Regions from separate parts of the Homo sapiens genome. Here region 1 is linked to region 2. The links are chromatin contacts, found by Hi-C or POLR2A ChIA-PET in ENCODE. All regions are on one chromosome and are shown on one strand. Each heading gives the region's core, a stretch centred on a gene start or an enhancer-like site at or near the end of the contact. The rest is flanking DNA. Distances are from core to core; before and after follow the strand shown.

Region 1 (5,795 bases), core at 3,296-5,795, 400 kb before region 2:
CTGTACTATGTCTTCTCTTATGGTTATGTATTATTAATTACTATTTAAAACTATTGTCTACATCCTAAAAATCAAACTAAAATTTGAAATAAATTATTTGGAAAAACTTTGCAGGGAGCTTCAGAAGTAAAAAACAAAAACTCGGCCACTGTATGGAAGTTGTGTCATACTTGTCTACTACTACTTTAGCTTTCCATTTCCTAGAAATGTGTTTGCACTGTGATCATCAAAATAGAACTGTGCAGTACTTAAAATGTAAGAATCTGCAAAAACAAAACTACAGAACAAATTCCGAAGGTGACCTGAGAAGACCAAATGGATAAGCTAATACATCCAGGTGTCTCCGATTATATTATGATAAAGTGTAGGGAGGTTGAACGTTACATAAATACCACTGGATATTTTTCTTTGTTAGATGTGGCCCCATGGTATTGGATGCTTTAATCAAGATTAAGAATGAAGTTGACTCTACTTTGACCTTCCGAAGATCATGCAGAGAAGGTGAGCATTTCATTCCTGTTGGGCTCCAGATACTTGTGGTCTTCCAAAGAGGCTTGGGCTGGCCAAAGCTGATAGAGACATCTGGAAAACAGCTGCAGCTCTCTGCTGGGTGAACTTGCTGTGCAACCTAATTCCTTTTCTTGGGTAAATGCATCCAAAATTCTAACCATGGTGCAAGTTCTGGTTTCTGAGTTTACTTTCCTTCAGGAGCATTCTATCCTGTGGTTACTGCATCTGGCGGTCCCTGTGAGCTGCTCCACGCTTCAAGGCCTAGCTAGGACCTGCTGGCTGGCACCTTCCATGCTGCTGAGCTCTTTTATTAAGGGAGCAGTGGAGAGTTTCTGTCTGGCACTTATGCTTGTCCAGCAGGGGAGATGTGTGAGTCTCCCTCAGCTCCCAGCATGACATGTCCTTGGTAGCTGTGTTCTGGATTGGCTGGTACAGTGTCTCCCTCAGCATGTGGTTACTTGTGCTGCTGGTGCCACATGAGCCCATTTGAGGCAGTGTGCAGACTAACATTTTCTACATGAATAGCAATGTATTCATTTTCTGTATTAGAAAAATATAATTACTGCCGGGTGCGGTGGCTCACACCTGTAATCCCAGCACTTTGGGAGGCCGAGGCGGGTGGATCAGCTGGCGTCAGGAGTTCGAGATCAACCTGGCCAACATGGTGAAACCTTGTCTCTACTAAAAATACAAAAATTAGCCGGGCGTGATAGCGGACGCCTGTAATCCTGGCTACTCGGGAGGCTGAGGCAGGAACCCGGGAGGTGGAGTTTGCAGTGAGCCAAGATCACGCCACTGCACTCCAGCCTGGGCAATAGAGCGAGACAGTCTCAAAAAAAAAAAAAAGAAAAATATAATTACTAATGATGGTATAATAGGGATATAAGTGGTTTTTTAATGTGAATTTAAGCAAAACAAGTTAAAGAAAACCCAAGAGATACTTTAAAGAAAGTTGATTCAGGTGGTTCTCAGGTATAGCAAAAATTGCACAGGGTGCAGTGAAGACCGACTGGCCTGATGTCCGTGGAGCCAGACTGTGTGCCCGGCTCTGTTCTGTGCACTGGACATGAGGTAGATGACTGTGCTTATTATCTACCTTCAATTTAAAGGTGAGGCCCAGAGAGGGTAATGGACTTCCACAAGGACACATAGAGAGTGACTTGAGAGCCGGGAGTCAGCCAAAGCTGTCAGACTCCAGACTCCAGATCTGCTCTCTCAGGCACTGACTTGGCTTGGAACACCTGGGATAAAACAAAAGCAGAGAGTAGCTTGATTCTGTGAGGACACTGAGCTTTTTTCTAAGAAAACCTTAAAAAAAAAGGAAAAGCCAGTATTGATACCGGCCCATGGCTTTTTATCTGTTCAGCTGTACATTTCAAGCATTTCAAGTCTTTTAAGACATCTGTTTTGATTCAGCTAATCTTATTTAGCGTTGCAAATGCTGATGGATATTATGATAGTTCGGCTGAGTCCTGCTGTTCAGGGAACATTCTGCGGCAGTTAAACAGCAGCCTTCCCCATTAAGTCCTGGCAACACAGGAAAGGTAGATGCTTTTCAGTAACCTTTCCCTGTAGGACTCTTTCAGAACCAAGAACATAAGGTGTGACCCATCTGGACTAAAAAAAATAAAGCAGAATTGTATCAATTGCTACTCCTTTTTATTCCCATCTTGTTTTTCTTATTTTTTTTTTAATTCCCATCTTGTAAGAGAATTCCCAGGGAGCCTTTTTGAGAGAAAGTTCATTGGATTTATTTTTTTAATTTTTATGCCATTTCTTGTAAAAGCAAACTGCTCTAGTTGGATGCCAGGTATACATAAATGTATTGATAATATCCAGTCTCTTGGGGAACTCTAGGAGTATTTGCTTAAGACACATCTTTGGGTTCCCTTACACTCTTTCTAAGATTTACAGGAGAAGGAGAGTCTTACTGTCTTTTCTAGTCTTATGAAAGTGATAACCGACTGGGCGCAGTGGCTCACGCCTGTGATCCCAGTACTTTGGGAGGTCTAGGTGGTAGGCTAGCTTGAGGCTAGGAGTTTAAGACCAGCCTGGGAAACATAGACTCCCTTTCCATTAAAAAAAAAAAAAAAAAAGGTGAGGCCAGGCATTCAGAGGCCGAGGCGGGCAGATCACAAGGTCAGAGTTCGAGACCAGCCTGACCAACGTGGTAAAACCCCGTCTCTACTAAAAATACAAAAATTAGCCAGGTGTGGTGGCGGGCGTCTATAATCCCAGCTACTCAGGAGGCTGAGGCAGGAGAATCACTTGAACCCGGGAGGCAGAGGTTGCAGTAAGCCGAGATCGTGCCACTGCACTCCAGCCTGGGCGACAGAGCAAGACTCCATCTAAAAAAAAAAAAAGATGATAACCAGTGCAACTTTCTCAAGCAATCAGGTTTCTCTGACCTAATGATCTTCAAAAAACAGCTTCAGAGGACTGGCACTAGAGGTTTAGAGTACATAATCATTTTTAAATTCCAAAACACCCAGGAAATTTCCATATACAGGAAGTAGGTCCAGGCTAAGAAAATTCTCATGTCGGGGTCCTGGGTCAGCACGTTTTTTGTTTAGTTTGCTTTGCTTTGCCTCAGTTTCATATTAGTTCATTCTTCTCCTCTTTGGAAAGTCCATGCTGAGTCAGCTTTTGTGGATTTCATAGCCCCAGGGTACTATGCTGCGTATTTTATGAAGACAATAGAAGAAGCCTTACCTCTGTCAAGTGTAGTGGCTCAGGCCTGTAATCCCAACACAGTGGGAGGCAAAGGCAGAAGGATTACTTGAGGCCGTGAGTTAGAGACCAGCCTGGGCAATATAGTGAGACACCTGCTCTACAAAAAACAATTATTTTTTTCTTTTTTTTGAGATGGAATCTTGCTCTGTCACCCAGGCTGGAGTGCAGTGGCGCGATCTCTGCTCACTGCAACCTTCTCCTCCTCAGTTCAAATGATTCTCCCGCCTCACCCTCCTGAGTAGCTGGGATTACAGGCACCCACCACGACTTATATTTTTAGTAGAGACAGGGGGTTACCATGTTGGCCAAACTGGTCTCGAACTCCTGACCTCAAGTGATCTGCCCACCTCAGCCTCCCAAAGTGCTGGGATTCCAGGTGTGAGCCACTTCACCCAACCTACAAAGAATTTTTTTGAATTCGCCGCACATGGCGGCATGTGCCTGTAGTCCCAACTACTCAGGAGGCTGTGGTGGGAGGATCGCTTGAGCCCAGAAGTTTGAGGCTAAAGTGAGCTACAGTGAGCTATGACTCCACCACTGTACTTCAGCCTGGGTGACACAGCAAGACTCAGCCAAGAAAAAAAAAGAAGAAGAGCTATCTCTTAATAATCTGTATCCAGGTCACTTCAACCTTAAGATGACCAAGACAATGTTGATTTACTTTACTTTTGGGTATTGTGTCTGTTAGATTTGTGTTCAAATAACAGTGGCTTTAAAAAATCTAGGTTTCCAGGCGTGAGCCACCACACCCACCCCTACTCAGGAGGCTGAGGCAGGAGAATCACTTGAACTGGGGAGGCGGAGGTTGCAGTGAGCCAAGATCGCGGCATTGCACTCCAGCCTGGGCAACAAGAGCAAAACTCCTTCTCAAAGAAAAAAAAAAAAAATAGGCTTGACGGGTGTGTGGTGGCCCAGACCTGTAATCCCAGTGCTTCGGGAGGCCAAGGCAGGCAGATTACTTGAGCCCAGCAGTTCAAGCCCAGCCTGGGCAACATAACAAAACCCTGTCTCTGCAAGTCTCGTCTCTACAAAAAATACCAGAAAATTAGCTGGGTGTGGTGGGCTACTTCTGTAGTCCCAGCTACTTAGGAGGCTGAGGTGGGAGGATCACTTGAGCTCAGGCATTGAGGACTGCAGTGAGCTGTGATTGCACCACTGCACTCCAGCCTGGGTGACAGAGTGAGACCCTTTCTTTAAAAAAAAAAAAAAAAAAAAAAAAAAAAACAGGCTGATTTTTCTTCAAAACACGTGACACATGGAGCTAGAACTGCTGTGGAAACTCCATGGTGCCAGCAGCGCCCAGGCCTCTGGCCTCCTCCAGTGCCATACTTGGCATGTGGCTTCTAACCTCAAGGTTGCCACATGGTCATAGAGTAGTTTTTGGAACTCAAGCCATTAGAACCACATTCGAGGCAGGAAGAAGGAAGGAAGGGAGAAAAGCCAACAGGCACCTCTGTCAGAGGAATGTTGCATGTCAGTGCTGCCCCTGATGGCACAGCAAGGAGGATCCAGAAGAAAGTATTTGGGGCAGGACTGATTCCGGATATGGGTGAGGATGTGTTAAATGTGTGTCTCTTTCAGGCATCTGTGGCTCTTGTGCAATGAACATCAATGGAGGCAACACTCTAGCTTGCACCCGAAGGATTGACACCAACCTCAATAAGGTCTCAAAAATCTACCCTCTTCCACACATGTATGTGATAAAGGATCTTGTTCCCGTGAGTTTCTGCATCTCTCTGGTTTTGTTTTTATTTGCATGGGGGGCAGTGCTATGTGTGTTACGCTATTAGTTTTTCAGGGCAGGATTTGTTTGAGTATTTAAGGCTCCTCTTCTAGTCAGATAGTAAATAGATGGGACTGTTTCCTATATTATGGCAGGAGGAGGACCACAGTGTCACTGAGAGATTAGGAAAATCTCCAGATCTGAGACAGTGTGGCCAGAGTTTAATTAAAGAATTTGAATGGCAGAAGATAAACGCCTAGAAAATCCTCCAGCAGCTCATTTGGTGAGGTTTGTTTGAGAATAATGGGGCACAGAATTTTAGAATTGGAACATTCCCAGAAATGAATAATTTGGCCATAACTACAAAGAAATCATGTGGAAAATGCCAGTTGGGAAAGCAACAGCTGTTTATGAGTCCCACTTTAATTTCTACCTCCCTATATTTGAACACCTTTGCTGACGTGGTGTTTTCAAGGGCAGAAAGGACTGTGGGATTGGCAGGTTTCCCAAGTAGGTGAGGGAGAGGTTTCCTAACCATGCTTAACATTGTGACCATTTTTCCTTTTGTAATCTTTGCATATATTCATGACAAAGGAAAAGAGTCTGGCTTCTGCCTGGCATAGAGTGGACGAGTAGTCAGTGTCCAAGAAATGGGGTAAATAAAGCTGAGGTGATGATGGAATCTGATCCTTTTCTTCTTCTTCTTCTTCTTCTTCCTCTTAACCACAGGATTTGAGCAACTTCTATGCACAGTACAAATCCATTGAGCCTTATTTGAAGAAGAAGGATGAATCTCAGGAAGGCAAGCAGCAGTATCTGCAGTCCATAG
Region 2 (5,292 bases), core at 689-3,188:
TCCCTTTCTGTCTCTGGTTCTCTGTCTATCTCCGTCTGTCTGTCTGTCCTCTCTAGGAGTCAAAGCACCGACGCTCCATGGGCCCTCCTCATCTCCCCCTCCCCAGTGTCCCACACACCCAAGGGCACTGTCCCTCATTCCCTGGGAGCCTCCCCTGGGCTATCGTGGCTGGTGGGTGGGTGGAGGAGGCGTCCTGGTCCTGGGAGGGACGCCCTGCTCATGAGGCCCCACTCCTTTCCGGCCCACAGCTGGAGGAAGAAAAGGCCATGCTGCAGGGCCGGCAGCGGCAGGCGGAGCAGGAGGCCACAGTGGCGCCGGCAGAGCAGGAGTGGCTGGAGGAGCTGTGGTTGGAGCAGGAGGTGGCACGGCAGGGCCTGGAGGGCTCCCTATGAGTGGCGGAGCAGGCCCAGGAGGCGCTGGAGCAACAGCTCCCCACACTGCACCATGAGCTCAGTTGGCTGCAGGAGCAGCTAGCACAGGTAGGCCAAACTGTGTGTGGGGTGGTCTGGAGAGCATGTGGGGCAGGCCAGGCTCGCAGCCTCCTGCATCCAGTCCTGGGTTAAGTCACAGGCACTGGAGCCTGCTTCTGGGTTAAATCCAGTCCCACTTCTCCTAGCTGGGGACCTTGGACAAGCTGCCCAACCTCCCATACCTCAGTTGCCCCATTTATAACATGGGGCTAGCCGGGTGCAGTGGCTCACGCCTATAATCCCAGCAGTTGGGGAAGCCGAGGCGGGTGGATCACCTGAGGTCCGGAGATCAAGACCATCCTGGCTAACACGGTGAAACCCTATCTCTACAAAAAATTAGCTGGGTGTGGTGGCACGCGCCTGTAGTCCCAGCTACTCAGGAGGCTGAGGCAGGAGAATCGCTTGAACCCAGGAGGCAGAGGTTGCAGTGAGCCAAGATCGTGCCACTGCACTGCAGCCTGGGCAACAGAGCAAGACTCCGTCTCAATAATAATAATAATAATGATACAGATTAATAATAGGTGGAGACTTTTTAGAATTGGAATCTTAGACTTTTGGGAACTTCACATCTCGAAGAGACCTTAATGTTTCAGGGATCCAGGGACCTTCATGCAAGGTCCATCCTGGAGGGCCTGGGTTTCTGGGAGGTGCCTCTAGAGGATGGGGTAGGGAGTGCAGGAAGCAGGGTGCAAGTCTCCACCTTGAGGCCTGCTGAGCAGCTGCATTTGGGTCTGGTTTATATATTCAGCTTCTCTGCTTAGAGTAATACAAGGGTTCTGTTACTTCCAAAGCTGAGTGAGGACCCTCATTTTTCTTTTCTTTTTTTTTTTTTTTTTTTTTTTTTTTGACAGTCTTGCTCTGTTGCCCAGGCTGGAGTGCAGTGGCACGATCTGGGCTCACTGCAACCTCTGCCTCCGGGGTTTAAGCTGTTCGCCTGCCTCAGCGTCCCAAGTAGCAGGGACTACAGGCGTGCACCACCATGCCCGGCTAATTTTTGTATTTTTAGTAGAGACAGGGTTTCACCACGTTGGCCAGGCTGGTCTTGAACTCTTGACCTCAAGTGATCCACCTGCCAAAGTGCTGGGATTATAGGCGTGAGCCACCGTGTCCGGCCGGGCCCTGGTTTTTGTACACACGTGCATTGCAGATCTAGAGAAGGTCATGACTTGCCCAAGTACATATAGCACATCAGGGCAGACCCTGGGCTCGAACCCAGGCCTTCTGCCAGGACTGGGTTAGGCCCAGAGTTGGGGTACTGCACGATGAACAAGCTGGGGGATGCTGGGAGTGCTACTCAGTCTCTGGGTGGGAGCCAGCTCTCCTGGCAGCTGAGCAGGCGGGAGCAGGAGCTGGAGCAGGCCCGGTGGGAGGCCCAGTGACAGGTGGAGACGCTGGGGCAAGTGGCCCGGGAGAAGGAGGCGCTAGCCAAGGAGCACGCTGGCCTGGCTGTGCAGCTGGCGGCCTGCGGAGCGTGAAGGCAGGACCGTGTCAGAGGAGGCCACACACCTGCAGTAAGGCCTTGGGCTCTGCCCAACCCGCCCTGGGCGGTCCTCCTGGGGCCACGCCATGAACAGCCTCACCCAGGCACGGGCCCCCAGGGGCAGTTACTAAGGAGTCTGGCTTGCCAACTCGTCCTAGCTGTGGGCTCAGGCTTCCCCAGGGAGTGTGGGCCTGGCCAGGCAGGTAGATTGGCACTTGGCCCATGCCTGGCCACTCCCTGAGATCCACAGTTTCCTGGGGCCAGGGAGGCTGAGTCCCAGGGCCTCACGCACTGTATGTGCTGCAGCTTGGAGAAGGAAGCCCTGGAGGGCAGCCTGTTTGAGGTGCAATGGCAGCTGGCCCAGCTTGAGGCCCGCCGGGAGCAGCTGGAAGCCGAGGGGCAGGCCCTGCTGCTGGCCAAGGAGACCCTGACTGGTACGAGTGGCTGGGGACTTGGGGGGAACACCAGGTTCCAGCCCAGACTGCAACCTCCCAATGTCTGTAGTCTCACAGAAGTTGGGAGCACTGGAGTAGGAGTCTGGCTGGCCTGGGTTCCAGTCCTGTGCCACCACTTAGATCTCACCTTCCCTTGAGCAAGCCCCTTTCCTCTCTGGGCTGCAGATTCCTCAGCTGATGATTGGAGGTGGCAATGCCCACCTTCTAAGCCTGTTGCCAGGATGACATGGGAAAAGCGTGTAAGGCCGTGGCACGGTGCCTGGCTGAGTCAACAGTAACTGCTGTTCATCGGTCATCAGGCCTGTTAGTCTGAGTTCTCTGTGGTTTTCAGATGACTCTCTTGGCCCCAGAATCCGAGCCCCACTTCCCTGCACCGTTCCCCATCGAATCTCTGAACTCAGGGCTTCTTTCTGCTCATCTAACATTAACTAAGCACCTACTTGGGTCATGGAAATTAATTTTCCTGTCCATGTACACCTGAGCCAGACAGAACCAGGAAGGGAAATGCTGGTGGGTTTCCAACCCGGGAGATGGTTTTTAGATGATGGCTATACCATTTCCATTCCCTGTAGTCGTTTCCATTAATGCTGATAGTTAATGCTTGACAGGTATGTTCATGTCAGTCATTAAAGGAGATGCTTTATGTGTAGCTGTGCAGCTGTGGGAAGTTGCTGCTGATCTCCTCTGATCCTCCATTTCATCATCTGTTAAACGGGGATGAGGATAAACTACATAGGCATGTTATGAAGACAAAATGAGGTTATGTCTAAAATACTTAGCTGGGTGCTTGACGCATAGTAAGTGCTGAGTCAGTAATAGGGTTTTTGTTTGTTTGTTTGTTTTTGTTTGTTTGTTTTGAGATGGAGTTTCACTCTTGTTGCCCAGGCTGGAGTGCAATGGCGCGATTTTGGCTCACCTCAACCTCCGCCTCCCAGGTTCAAGCGATTCTCCTGCCTCAGCCTTCCAAGTAGCTGGGATTACAGGCACGCGCCACCATGCCTGGCTAATTTTGTATTTTTAGTAGAGACGGGGTTTCACCATGTTGGTCAAGCTGGTCTCGAACTCTCGACCTCAGGTGATCTGCCCACTTCGGCCTCCCAAAGTGCTGGGATTACAGGCATGAGCCACCGCGCCCAGCCTGTTTGATTTTTTGAGACAGAGTCTCACTCTTGTCGCCCAGGTTGGAGTGCAGTGGTGCGATCTGAGCTCACTGCAACTTCTGCCTCTTGGGTTCAAGCGATTCTCCTGCCTCAGCCTCCCAAGTAGCTAGGACTACATACGTCCGCCACCATGCCCAGCTAATTGTTGTATTTTTAGTAGAGACAGGGTTTCACCGTGTTGGCCAGGCTGGTCTTGAACTCCTTACCTAAGGTGATCCACCTGCCCCAGCTTCCCAAAGTGCTGGGATTACAGGAGTGAGCCATGGCACCTGGCCTAGGGTTGTTATATGTTTGACATCCGTCCCATTTGGGAGGCCTTCTCATCAGTCATTTTATGCCTTTAATGCCATTCTAGGTAGGCAGGAAAGGGGTCAGGGCCAGTGGGCCCATGTAGCAGATAGGGAAACTGAGGCCCAGAGAGGACAAGCCACTTCTTCAAGAGGACCCAAACTGGATGCCAGGCAGGCCCTCTGCCTCTGGGATTTTGCCCATATGGCTCAACTGGCCTAAGTCTGCTGGCCCAAGGAAAAATTTCAACCCAACCCTGCCCTTTCCCCCATTCCTCTCGTGCAGGGGAGTTGGCGGGCCTGCGGCAGCAAATAATAGCTACGCAGGAGAAAGCCAGTCTAGACAAGGAGCTGATGGCCCAGAAGCTGGTGCAGGCTGAGCGGGAGGCCCAGGCCTCTCTGCGGGAGCAGTGGGCAGCCCAGGAGGAGGACTTACAGTGACTCCAGCGTGAAAAGGTTCAGGCAGCTGGGGAGGGGTGGGCAGAAGTCTGAGCCAGTGTTTCATCATCGTTCTTGCTCTGCCTCGGTCTGTACATCTGTGAAATGGGACTCCCTCTCTGTTGTGGAGGCCCTGGGGACAGCTGGGAGGACTGGAGGGGTGGTGGGGAGGTTGTGGTCCTTATTAGACATTCAGATACCCAGGTCCCAAATCTGGTCCAGCCCTGGTAATCCTGATGCAGAGGGTCCACAACCACATTTGGGAAATGTTGACCTAATGCACAGCAGGAAAGCACTTTCATTTGCTAAGAAGTTTCCATATGAAGGGCCACGCAGACCTGAGCATGTAGAAAGGCAAGGGGCCAGGGAAGTTACTAGAACACTGACTCTGGGGTTATATTGCCTGGGTTTGAATCTAATCTTGGTCGCTTACTGGTGATGCTACCCAAGGTGTCTGTGCCTTCATTTCCCCACCTGTAGAAATAGGGATAGGATAGTGGAAGGTATTGAGGATGAGCTGAGACCATCTGCATAGAGGGCTTAACATAGTGACTGGTACTTAGCAAATGCTCCATGAGTTATGATTGCTGGCACTGGCATGCTCTCCAGAGTGGCCCTCAGAACAGGGGCCCTCAGCCACCAAATCCTAGACAGGGCTTCCTCTGACAGAGGTGCAGGCTATGACTACATGGCTCCAGGGCATGCCACTCACCCTGCAGTCCCCATGGCCTTGGGTGGTGGTTATCACGCTTCTCCATCAGGGGGCGGTAAAGCTCTTTCCGAAAGTGCTGGGATTCCAGGCATGAGCTATGGTGAAGCTCTTAAAGAAGGGGTGGCTTGGCCGGGCGTGCTGACTCATGCCTGTAATCCCAGCACTTTGGGAGGCTGAGGTGGGCGGATCACGAGGTCAGGAGATCGAGACCATCCTAGCTAACACAGTGAAACCCTATCTCTCCTAAAATCACAAAAAATTAGCTGGGCATGGTGGCACGCGCCTGTAGT

Evidence for each region. Hi-C counts contacts between places; a loop is a spot of excess contacts on that map. ChIA-PET counts read pairs that join two places held with the same protein, here RNA polymerase II (POLR2A). Pooled maps may share reads with other maps.
Region 1: a loop to region 2 is called in a map of K562, with 4 times the contacts of the local background. The contact joins two enhancer-like sites. A Hi-C loop is called at or near these places in 12 of 168 maps with a recorded cell type or tissue (A673, GM12878, GM13977 and 7 more), 12 of 37 single-sample maps with no recorded cell type and 16 of 50 pooled maps. POLR2A ChIA-PET finds 5 or more read pairs at or near these places in 7 of 52 experiments (H1, HEK293, OCI-LY7 and 4 more).

The regions. Positions count from the first base shown.
Region 1 is chr1:17,027,766-17,033,560 of GRCh38, reverse strand. SDHB (succinate dehydrogenase complex iron sulfur subunit B) reads left to right here. Exons shown (of 8, transcript NM_003000.3): 3 at 416-501; 4 at 4,825-4,961; 5 at 5,696-5,795. Among named protein-coding and RNA genes, the nearest start is that of ATP13A2, 19 kb to the right of the region's middle. RefSeq lists an enhancer at 3,080-3,579. Within about 2 kb of position 4,545, at least 5 of the 41 ENCODE cell types and tissues checked have a DNase peak (open chromatin) inside an H3K27ac peak, as active enhancers do.
Region 2 is chr1:16,620,962-16,626,253 of GRCh38, reverse strand. It overlaps the pseudogene CROCCP2. Among named protein-coding and RNA genes, the nearest start is that of NBPF1, 10 kb to the right of the region's middle. RefSeq lists a silencer at 1,163-1,232 and an enhancer at 1,913-2,423. Within about 2 kb of position 1,938, at least 11 of the 41 ENCODE cell types and tissues checked have a DNase peak (open chromatin) inside an H3K27ac peak, as active enhancers do.